3 separate regions of the Homo sapiens genome follow, and all the other regions are linked to region 1. A link is a contact called in ENCODE Hi-C or POLR2A ChIA-PET data. All regions are on one chromosome and are shown on one strand. The core of a region is the stretch at or near the end of the contact, and the rest is flanking DNA. Distances in the headings are between cores, read along the strand shown.

The links. A loop is a pair of places that touch in the nucleus more often than their neighbours do. ChIA-PET counts read pairs that join two places held with the same protein, here RNA polymerase II (POLR2A). Pooled maps may share reads with other maps.
Region 2: a loop to region 1 is called in a map with no recorded cell type, with 4 times the contacts of the local background. The contact joins two enhancer-like sites. A Hi-C loop is called at or near these places in 1 of 168 maps with a recorded cell type or tissue (posterior cingulate gyrus), 3 of 37 single-sample maps with no recorded cell type and 2 of 50 pooled maps. POLR2A ChIA-PET finds 5 or more read pairs at or near these places in 2 of 52 experiments (BJ and activated naive CD4-positive, alpha-beta T cell).
Region 3: a loop to region 1 is called in a pooled map, with 4 times the contacts of the local background. The contact joins two enhancer-like sites. A Hi-C loop is called at or near these places in 3 of 168 maps with a recorded cell type or tissue (astrocyte of the cerebellum, endothelial cell of hepatic sinusoid and natural killer cell), 2 of 37 single-sample maps with no recorded cell type and 3 of 50 pooled maps. POLR2A ChIA-PET finds 5 or more read pairs at or near these places in 5 of 52 experiments (AG04450, GM12878, HEK293 and 2 more).

The regions. Positions count from the first base shown.
Region 1 is chr4:169,292,049-169,295,999 of GRCh38, forward strand. The region is part of intron 2 of LOC105377529 (a long non-coding RNA gene); the gene reads right to left. Among named protein-coding and RNA genes, the nearest start is that of SH3RF1, 23 kb to the left of the region's middle. RefSeq lists enhancers at 1,281-1,350, 1,361-1,480. Within about 2 kb of position 1,488, at least 3 of the 41 ENCODE cell types and tissues checked have a DNase peak (open chromatin) inside an H3K27ac peak, as active enhancers do.
Region 2 is chr4:169,249,801-169,253,684 of GRCh38, forward strand. All of the region lies in intron 2 of SH3RF1 (SH3 domain containing ring finger 1), which reads right to left. Among named protein-coding and RNA genes, the nearest start is that of SH3RF1, 19 kb to the right of the region's middle. RefSeq lists a silencer at 1-12 and an enhancer at 1,370-2,569. Within about 2 kb of position 2,196, at least 7 of the 41 ENCODE cell types and tissues checked have a DNase peak (open chromatin) inside an H3K27ac peak, as active enhancers do.
Region 3 is chr4:169,340,329-169,344,143 of GRCh38, forward strand. No RefSeq gene overlaps it. Among named protein-coding and RNA genes, the nearest start is that of SH3RF1, 71 kb to the left of the region's middle. RefSeq lists an enhancer at 1,263-1,412. Within about 2 kb of position 1,348, at least 2 of the 41 ENCODE cell types and tissues checked have a DNase peak (open chromatin) inside an H3K27ac peak, as active enhancers do.

The sequences.
Region 1 (3,951 bases), core at 238-2,737:
TGAAGTTGGAATTTAGCTGTGTGTTCTTTCTCTCTTTTGGGTAAATTTGGCTGCCCTAAGGCCAGGCGTGTTGGCTCATACCTGTAATCCCAGCAATTTGAGAGACTGAGGTGGGCGGATCACTTGAGGTCAGGAATTCAAGACCATCTTGGCCAACATTGTAAAACCCCCGTCTCTACTAAAAATACAAAAATTAGCCGGGCGTGGTGGCAGTTGCCTGTAACCCCAGCTACTTGGGAGGCTGAGGCGTGAGAATCACTTGAACCCTGGAGGCGGAGGATCAGTGAGCCCGAGATCACACCACTGAACTCCAGCCTGGGCAACAGAAAGAGACTGTCTCAAAAAAAAGAAAAAAAAATTGGTCTGCACTGATCAGCTGGGTTGTTCTCCTTCTTGTCTTTTCTCTTGTCTATGGATCCCATGGGCCAAGCTCTCTTCAGTAACCTCAGAGCTCTGACCCTTGCCTCAAGGTACCTCTCAGGCCCCAAGCTCTCTCTGGCCTGAAGGATGCTCCGGCCCAGGTCCAGTACAGGCCCTCTCTGTATTGAATCCCCACAGCACCTAAAACCCTGCATGCCCTTCCTTCTGCCTCCTAGGCTCCATTTGAGAAGGAGTTACAGTTACATGGAGCTGGGAGAGGAAAAGGAGACACAGAGGTGCACGTTAGGTAGCTGTGGTAGAATATGTGAGGAAAATGATTCTTAGAGCCAGCTAACCTATCATTTAAGTAGGAAGACGGGCAAAAATATTTCCAGACCTGAAAACCCTCAGAAATCCTCTTTCTCGAGTATTTTTATGAATAGGTAATGTGAAGATGTCCTCAAGCAAACAAGAGAGTAAAACAAGAAAGAAGAAAATGTGAGCACTAAGAAAAAGTCAATCCCGGCAGGGAGCACAGTGCGGGGCCGTTCCCGAGTATGAGCGGTGCAGCAGGCCTGGAGAGGAGCCAGGTCAACCGGAGCACACGCACAGAACTCCAGAAGGGAGGGGGCCGCAGACGAAACAGCGCACGGGAGGGAACGGAAGAACCTAAGGATGGGATCAAAGAGAGGCAATCTGAGTCCTTCCAGTCAACTTTTATTTGAGATGTGATAGGATCATTCAGGGCCGATCACATCAGGGATCCCACTCAAAATGTACCGTATTTAGGTTCATATCCCCAGGGCCAAGTTGAAATCAAACCAATCTCTGAATAACGATATAGGATATATGTAAAAGGCCAATGAATGCGATACACTCTGCTCAAATTCAGACACCTGAGGTCTCAAAATAACTCATTTCAAAACTTGGATTCCCACTTTTGTCCTGCCTCCATTCATTCTACCTAAAGAAAACCAAACTAAAAAATAGGCTTGTGGTTCCAGTCTAGCTTATAAGAAGTTGCTACTGTTTCCCACCACAAATAAAATGCAGAACAAACTGAAAAATCAACAATTCTATTCTTAGATCCATAAGAGAAGTGAAGTCACAGGGCAAACCGCTGCCCCCATAATGGAGCAACTGAGCGGAAACCCACAAGCTGAAACCTCTCAGGAACCTGTGTTGGGGAAGGGAAACCTGAATTGCAACTGATGAATTGCTGGAGGCTCAGTGTGGACAAGTTTGAGAGATATTAATAAATATTCCAGGGGACTGAGTCCCCCTCCAGGAGCTCAAACAGTTCCTCGCAGTGAATATTGGAGACGAATCCTCTCCTTCTGGCATGGGGAGGAGAAAAGGAACCATTTTGAAATACGCCAGAAAACTGTGTTCTTAACAATGCCTGCCCTCAGGAGAAACTATTTAACCAGAGCCTAACCTGCTGGGGTTTCATCAGACCCTAACTGACCCAGGGAAAATAAATGCCCAACTCCAACCCACTCTAGCCATTCAGTCCACCTGTGCAGGGTGGGAACTGAGACACATCTGTGAAGTTCACAGTCCAGAGGCACAGGCTGCCTAAAGAACAGATACCTAATTGTGAAATTATAGAACACTTCCCCACCCCAACACCATACCACCACATTACTAAAGGCTAATCGACAGCAGTTCCTTTTAACCAGTGCCTCATGTCCAGCTATCAAGAAAAAATTACAAGACATATTGAAAGGCAAAAATGTAGTTTGAAGAGACAGAGAAAGCCTGAGAACCAGCCTAAAATATGTCAGGGATGGTGGAATTATTAGGCTGGAAATTTAAAACAACTATTATTAACATGCTTAGGGCTGTAATGGATAAAGTAGACAGCATGCAAGAACAGATGGGCAATGTAAGCAGAGGGATGGAAATCCCAAGAAAGAACCAAAAATAAATGCTAGAGCTCAAAAGCAGTGTAATCAGAATGAAGAATGTGTCTGATGGCTTATTAGCAGACTGCACACAGCCGAAAAAGAATCTGTAAACTTGAAGATACCTCAGTAGAAACCTCCCAGACTAAAGAGCAAACAGAAAAAGAAGACTGAAAAAAAAAACAAAAAACCAGAACAGAATATCCGAAAAGAGTGGGACATACACAAATGGAAACACCAGAAGGAAAAGAATGAGAGAAAGGAACAGAAGAAATATTTGAATAGCAATGATTGAGAATTTCCCCCAAATTGTCTTCAGTCACCAAACCATAGATTGAAAAAGCTCAGGGAACACAAAACAAGATAAATTCCAAAAGAAAACTCTACCTAGGCATATCATTTTTAGACTAGAAAATCAGAGGTAAAGAAAAAATATCCTAAAAGAAGCCAGAGAGAAAAAACTTTGCCTATAAAGGAGCAAAGATAAGAATTATATGTGACTTCTCAGAAACCATGCAGGCAAGTAGAAAGTGGAATGAAATACTTAGCGTGGATGGAAAAAAACACCACAAACCTAGAATTCTGTGCCCTGTGAAATTATCCTTCAAAAGGTGAGGAGAAATTAAAGCTTTCTCAGACAGACAGAAATTGAGGGAAATTGTTGCCAGTATACATCCTTGGCCAGAAATGTTAAAAGAAGATCTTCAGAGAGAAGAAAAATGATACAGGTCTGAAACTACCATCTACATAAGTAAAGGAAGAGCATCAAGGAAGGAATAAGTAAGGGAAAGAAAATTTTTATTTTTCTTGTTCTTAATTATCTAACAACAGTTTGTTCAACATAATAATAGCAACAATGTATTCAATTATATATACATACAGATTCCAGAGAAATTAAAAGAATAATCAAGCAATACTTTGAATAACTCTGTGTCCACAGATTTGATAACCTAGATGAAATGGGGATAATTCCTTCAAAGATCCAGTCTGCCAAAAGTCATACAACAAGAAACAATCTTAATAGGCCTATACCTCTTGAAGAAATTGAATTAATTAATTAATAACTTTTCAAAATAGAAAGCACCAGGGCCAGATGGGTTTATGAGTGAATTCTACCAAACATTTAATAAGGAAATTATATCACTTCTCTACAAACTCTTTCAAAAGATAGAAGCAGAGGGATTACTTCTTAACTCATTTTACGAGGCCTGCATTATTCTAGTACCAAAACCAGACAAAGGTATTAGAAGAAAACTACAGACCAATATTTCTCAAGAATGTGGTTGCAAAAATCCTAAAATATTAGCAAATCAAATCCAATGTTATATTAAAAGAATTACATACCACAACCAAATCGGAGCTATCCCAGGTATGTAAGACTGATTCAACATTTGAAAATCAGTTAATGCAATCCATCACATCAACAAGCAAAGAAGAAAAATCATATGATTATATCAACAGATGCAGAAGAAACATTGGATAAGATCCAAGACCATTTCATGATAAAGACTCTCAATAAAGTAGGAAAGAGTGAAACTTCCTCAACTTGATAAAGAATATCTACAAAAGACCTACAGCTAACATCATACTAAGTGGTGAGAAACAAGAAGCTTTCCCACTAAGATCAGCAACAAGGCAAGGACATCTCCTCTCTCACTACTGCTTTTCAGCATCATAATGGAAG
Region 2 (3,884 bases), core at 946-3,445, 42 kb before region 1:
TATGAGTGACTTATAAAGAGAGATTTCAATGAGTTGTACATATAACCCATACAGCAATGATTATATTAGAAAAAGGAAATTCATCTCTGACATTAATCATCAGGCTCCAGACACTCAACAGAATCGGCCCACAATATGGTTGTATTATTTTGCAAAGGAAAAAAAAACGATTATCTGAAGTCTGATTTGAATCCACACTATATCAAATGAGGAAATATGCTCAAGTCACGACACAGCCAAGATTAATAGGTGTTTCCACCCACTCCTTAAACAGTTTTAGGTACAAAAAACAATGTCACTTCTCTTCCTAAGAATATGTTAAGCATAGAAATTTGCAGAAATGCATAAAAAAGCATTCCTTTCCATGCTCTCATTTTCTGGTGTTCTGGGTAGCTTTAAAAGTATGAACACTGAAGTACACCAATGCTGTCAGTTATAAAGGATTTGTATTCATTTCTGGGAGCTAAAAACAGAGATGCTGCTATGGTTTGGAATCATACTGCTCATCTCTTGGGTTTAAAAAAAAAAAAGCTTGCGGCAAGATTATTTTTTAAATCATTCCACATTTATCTTCATAAAACAATACAAAGTGAATTGCCAAATAAGCATATATGACACTTTAATTTACTCATCTATTAAAACTGTTTCAATTTAAACATCTGAATGAATAACAGTCATTCTCCTATTTGCAATATTTTTCAACATGAGGTGTGCTCAGTAACATCAACATACATCAAGTATAACCATTCACTGATTTATTTGTTAACAAATTCTTATTGAGAACCTACTATGTACTAGGCAGTGTTCTACCTGCTGGGGATACAGACAGGAATAAATTTAATCAAAGTCCTGGTTCTCATGGAGCCTACTGCCTATTGTGGGGTAGTGGGGATGGGGGTAGGAGGGATTAAACAAATAAATGTATAATGTGATTTTAGACAGACATAAGTGCCATGAAGAAAAACAAAGCAGTGCAAGGCTAGAAGATTGGCAGTAGAGTGAGGGGTGGGGCTTTTTTGGATATGGTGGTCACAGAAGACCCTTATAAGGAAGAGACATTTGAAAAGAGACCAAACTGAAGGAAAGGAGCAAGCCATGTTGAGACCTGGGTAAAAGCTGACCTTCCTTCCAGGCAGGGCAAAGACTAAGTGCAAAGGCCCTAGGCTTTGGTGGTTTGATAAACAGCAAGAAAGTCTGTATGGCTGGAGCAGAATACTTAAGCTGAGGAGATAAGGTGGAGGAAAAGGGCAGGACTCAGTTATGCGACTGAAGTCTAATGGACCATTATATAACATAGTTTTGAGCAAGAGTGACATGTCACACTAACTGAGGTTCAAGGGAGCTACTCTGGGAGACACAAGTGGACAGAAGGTTAGTTAGGAGACTATGTCAATACATAGAGCTTAACCTGATATCCTCAAAATGCTTTCACCCTTTAGGTTTTACAGGGAGGGTGGAAGGTAGGAAACTACTTTTTAAATTTCATTATATCTAAACAAATACACGTAAAGTCATGTATACACGCTGTAACACACATTCCTCTCAGTGACTTTGTTAGTCAGAATAACTGAAGAGTATTGTTTCAGATAATCTCAGTCAAGCAGCCTTAAAATCGTGCACAAAACAAGATGACCATCCTCATCCCTTTTATTATAACTAAATGAAAGTCATGTAAGACTGAATAGTTCTTTTGTCCTTAAACAGGCTATCCGAAAAACAGAAGCATACTGTCTTTCATTGTCAATTCATGGTTCACAAAGCCTCTGAGGTTGGCTTTCGTCCTTCAAAAGCTTTTAATGGACAGGTACATTTAAGCCTTATTTTAAGGATTGTGAGAAATGGAATGCACTGGGAGCGGTCCCCATCTCCCTTTTATGAAAGGAGGAAGATATCAGCAATGCAGAGTGACCTCACCTATAAGGAATGCATCAGTGACATGGAACAAAGGTGGCTTCCTTCGTAAGGAAACCCAATCTGTTTCAGAAAACTGCTTCATTACTTTTGACTGATTTAGGGCTGCGCAGCCTACTAGAAACAATTCCATTCTTTAACCTCTATTTTATTAACAAAACTGTGATATCATTCTTCCTTCAAACATTAAAGAAAAGCCTTGCATATTCATCAATCAAAACTATATTTTATTCAGATCACCTTTGATCATACATGTGTTTGTGCCAACTAAGTGTATTTTTCAGTTGAAGCCTATAAAAGATAGGTGGTGTGCCTACAAGAGCGAGGACTCTGGTATGTTCCGCAGCGACTCAAGAACCACGTGAGATGTGCTAGGTAAAGGCAATTCACTCTTGTTTCAGGTTGCACTTAAGAGGGCCTGCGTTTTCACATTTTATAGCATGTTGAGTTTTCCAGCTTATGAATTCTATCACAGCTTACTTTTTCAAACAGTGATATCAATGCAAAACAAGTTCTTTGAGAACAGAATGAATTCATTCATGGCTAACCCAGATGCAACAAACAGGACACAGAGTTGCTAAAATATTACTTCTCTCTTTCAAGATTATAAAATATCTTGTCACATATTTTTCCCCAAGGTAATGTGTCAAAAATTTACTTTCTGGAGTCAGATATACAATATTCCATAGGATCAGCTTTTAAAATGTTTTCATGACCATTGAAAAGGGCTATGAAAATTGCTACTATTCTCATTCTAAAGCTACTGATAGATAAGATAGTTGTAATCTAATTACTCCCTACCATCTGGCACCTGGGTGCCAATAATTAGCAACTCTGCCTGATTGCCAGATAATAGTCAACTGACCAGGAAAGTTGGTTTTAAGTATCAAACTGTGAATCAATTTTTGCCTCAATCTATCTTTAACCAACCTATTCTATTTTTTTGGCTTAATATCCCAGTATGTCTAGTAATGCTGCCAAGAAACGATGACCTTCAGTTCAGGGACAGAGAATAAATACGTGCTGATGGACTGACGTATTCATAAGCAAAACACAGGCTCTTTTTTCATACATTCTAAATTTCAACATATATCACTGAACATAAGGCATGTTAAATAAATCCTAAACTGGCAACAACCCACAGTAACAGGCAGGATGGGTGGATTATAGCAAAGGGGAAGTTAAACAAAAATATGACTCTAGCTAGTTGTTAATGATAAACACCCTCTGCCCAAATACTGACCTGATACCATGAAACTGGATGGAGAAAAAAGCCCTAGGGGTGGGAGGTGGGGGTGACTGAGAAATTTACATATCAGGTTAATGTGAAAAATAAACTTGCCTCTCAAGGAAAAGTTTGGATCGCAAAGAAGAAACTTAAATAAACCTAGTAACACATGAGAATTTACATAATAAATATTCACATAGAATTCCCACTTCTTACACACAAAGCTCTTCATTCATAGCATACCTAGAAACCACAGCGTGGCACATTTCTAAAGTTACCAAACCTTCCTAGCATGTTGCTTCTCAAAATCTGCCATTCTTCTTAATCCATAAGGAAATGTTAGGTAGACCTAGTGTTACTTATTTGTAAGTATCAGATAGCTTAGTCTCCTGAGAGAAGTAATAACTCAAGGTATTTCCATGTATATAGTTAAATTGTTGATACATTAACAATCACAGAGAATCCAGCCTTGCAGCTTTCTGAGCTAGAGAGCCCATGGGCTTTTGTCATGTTTCATATCACAGCTGGCTGGCTTATGATTTGAGACTTGGAAAGGATCCCTTGGGACTAATTTATTCTAACTGCCCTTTTCTTCCCTCTTTCCGCTCCATTCTCAATAATTTTAATTTAATTTTGAATGTGCATGTTGCCTCTCATAGGATTCAAAATGTAGAGGTGCTATTGCTAACCACATTACCTGTGCTTCCTACCATCCACAGGATTACCCACCTCTGGAATTACTTAG
Region 3 (3,815 bases), core at 98-2,597, 48 kb after region 1:
GAGGAGGCCATTGCAATGGCCAGAGGCCTGTGGATGATGGGAGCATGGAAGGCCTACTAAATACCTTGACTATTAGCACTTGGTTGAATAGTTTTTGCAATCAAAGGTGTACTGTTGTCAGACTGTAAATCATCCAGAAAGCCAAAAGCTTATCACAGAGAAGTTTGAAGGGCCACTGTGGTGTGAGTAGTTGGCTGTACACACTGCAACAGCAACGTTGTAACCTAAAAGAGTTGTCAACAGGCTGGGCACTGTGGCTCACACCTATAATTCCAGCTTCTTGGAAGGCTGAGGTGGGAAACCAGCCTGGGCAACATAACCAGACCCCATTGCTACTAAAAAAATTTAAAAATTAGCTGGGCATGGTGGTGCAAGCCTGTAGTTCCAGCTATTTATGAGACTGAGGCAGGAAGATCTCTTGAGACCAGGAATTTGAGGCTGCAGAGAGCCAGGATCACACCACTGTACTCCATCCTGGGCGACAGAGCAAGACCCTGTCTCTAAAAAACAACAACAAAAAAAATTATATATATAAAAAAAGTATCAATAATGGTAAGGCACCCCCAATAGGTACCAGAAGGGGCCAAAGGTTCAATTTATTCAATCTGCCAGGAGTTTACAGAGACAACACCCTGTGAAATGTGGCCTCTCTTGCCACAAGACAAATGGGTCCATTTGTGACAGGCTCCACAGTCTGGCATGCAGCAGTAGCCTCTCCATTGGAAACAAAGAGTCCTTTACTGTGTGCCAAGTCTATAACGGTGGATGTTGCCACATCTTATACAATGATGATGGATCGAGGTGGCAGTGGTGGCAGGGTGGATGGTACAGGCTCAAGTTTGGTCCCCGTTGGTCCCACAAGAGAATGGGCCTTTAATGTGGGTGTTTATGTGAGTGATCCAGGCGGTTCCAGCAGCAGCCACAATTTGTTCTCACAATTCAAAGTTCACAGTTCATTGGTCCAAAGATAGTTGTCTTTAATGTATAGTTTTCAAAGTGGCATCTAAGCCACCAACGATCACCAGAGAGTCAGTAAAATCATAACTAGCTTCATCAAAAGGAGTACTGGCCAGAGTGATGAGAATGCTCCTGTTTTCTGCCCGCACAGGAGAACGACCACCTCTATTTTTGGTTCTGCATAGCTGGTGCTAAAGCTGAACAGACACAATAGTCCAGTGACACTGTCAGGTACCAGCTTAGCCAAATCACCAGCGAAGCCGGCCCAGGCACTGAGGGGAACACTGTGAGGGCAGGACCACACTGAGCCAGCAGCTTTGCTGCAGGCGGTAGCATGGGGATGGAATTTCCCCCAAAGGAACAGCTGCCACTTTTTCACCTAAAACCAAGATACTGTGGGAGCCAGGCCAGCTGTGTTCTTGAACCTACTATTTCCATTTGACAAATGAGGTGGTTGGGGCCTTCCCACTGTGTTAGTCATGGAGTCAAAGTTGACCCACCACAAAGTGAGAATACAGGATGAAGACTCACAGGCTTCTGAGAGTCAGGCCCTCCTTTTTGACAAGAGCCCACTAGCGAGCTCAGAGCTGCTTTTTAAAGAGGGTGGACCTGGTCACAATGTCATGGAAGCAACAAGTCCAAAATTCCAAGAGGTGGCTCTGGATGAAGCCTGACTCCTTTTGCCAGAGTCTCCAGTTGGCAAAGTCATCAGTTGCAGAGACATAGAGCTGAGGTTTCATTAGGATTGCTGAGCCCTGAAGCTGGAGAGTGTGTCTCAGCTTGCTGGACAGCTTCTAATGCAGTCTGTTTGGACCCTGCTCATATCATGCTGATGTGATATGAGAAAAGAAACAATGGGATACCCAGTGAGGTGCACACTGTCTCCCATATCCAAAGAGTACATTAAGGTTCTGGGCATCCTTTTGGGTGATGGGGGTGGGGTGCTGAAGAGATAGCAATTTTTCCCTGACTACCAGTGTGGCTGTAAATAGTCCCAGGAAACTTTGCCTGGTGAGCTAGTTCCTGGATTTTGTCAGGTTTTATCAGCTTCACCTGCTGGCAGCTTCACCTGCTGGCATGCTAATACCATTCTCAAGGTCACTGAGACGGGCACTTATGGCTTGCCAACCAACAGGACGTCATCTACATAACCAAAGCTATGGACATCAGAGGGTAGAGGCCCTTGCACTAAATTCTGACCCCTCCTCTCCACTAGTAGCAAGTGGCAGAGAAATTTAGGTGCTCATGGAAGACTACTGCAAATGTATACTGGAGGCTTTGAAATGTGAATGGGAACTGTTTATGATGCTTAGGTGCCAGTGGTATGGCAAAGAAGCCATTGGTAAGCATGCCAAGTGCCATTGGTCTGCGTAATGGATTCAATTACAGTTACAATGTCTGGAACAGCTGGGATATGGAATCAGCAACTGAATTCAGTGGGCAATAATCTACTGCAAGCCTCTGCCTCTTGTTAGCCTTTTTTCCTGGCCATACAGGCCTGTTGTATACAATCCTTACTGCCTTTAAATTCTTAATCAAGATTATTCTCCCCCTTGGGAGTCTATATTGTTTCTGTTGGAACACCCCAAAGGGTGCAGGGAGGGGTCTGCAGAGCAATGTATGTGTTTCACTAACTTGTCTCTAAATGTGACTCTTCTGAATCAGGAGAACCCCCTCTAGACAGTTACAATACAAGGATGTAAAACATTAATAATAATTATGCATTCAGCAGTGGAGTCCACAACAGCACACATAAATTGGCTCAAAGGGCTCTGGCACAAGGCCACTGTAGCTTTCCTTCTCCACTGCAAATCTTGCCCAAATTCCATTGGTTAAGTTGGGAATTCTCTCTTTCCACAGGACCAGAGAGGACAGTGACTTGGGACCTGTATCTAATAGGTATCTAATAGATCCATAAAATTGGAAGTCTCTCCTTTCCCCTCAAATCTCCAGCACACTTGGACAGATGAGTATGACCTTTGAGGCCTGATGTGGACCAGGGAGACCTTAGCTTCACCTCTAATTGTTTTTCTCATTAAAGTGGTTAAGCTGAAGTAGAGGAGGAGGAAAGCAATGAGTCATGAAGGAGAGAGTGGCTCTGCCCATTAAAAAAAGCTTTGCATTTACTTTTGTAGAGCATGGCTCATTACTCCAGCCCAATGAACTTGCATTGCCTTTGGCATTCACAGGGTTCCACATTGGATGGCAATGTCCTTGTGGCTGATATCATTTATTTCAAAAGGCAGAAGAACCTTCTGCCCACCCACAACAAATCTTGGTACTAGTAGTTACAATGGGGTGGACCTGAGGCTGCTCTCAGATTGGCAAGGAAGCCCTCCATCTGGAGGGTAGTTAGCAACAACCAAGGTAGTTGGGGAGTTGTCTTTGAATTTACTTCCTGGTGTTCAGCCTGCAACCAGCTTCCCGATTTCTCCTCATAAACAGGCAATGAAGTGGAAGACCATTGATTGTCCTGTTGACCACAAAATGGAGTCAACATGCCTCTGCCAACTCCCATGGGCTCCATTAGGTCCCATTATCTCACTTACAAGACCCTTGCTTTCCTGTTCCAGCAGCCACGTCTCCGTCAGCCTCCCATCCTCATCTCCAGAATTGTCAAGAACTGTGACGGGTCTGAGATTTTAGCGTACTCACAAGTTAACAAGTTAGCCTGGTACAGTTTCATAGATGCTAAGGGACCATTTATTACAGCACTAGAAGTAGCCTTAGTATCAGCATTTTTTCACAGGTTCCCTGGTCCCCAATTCCTACAGGGTGACACAAAGAGGTCCAGATGACATCTTGGGTTGTGTTCTAGGAGAGGAACCCTGAGCTTAGGGAACCTACATTTTAGGTGG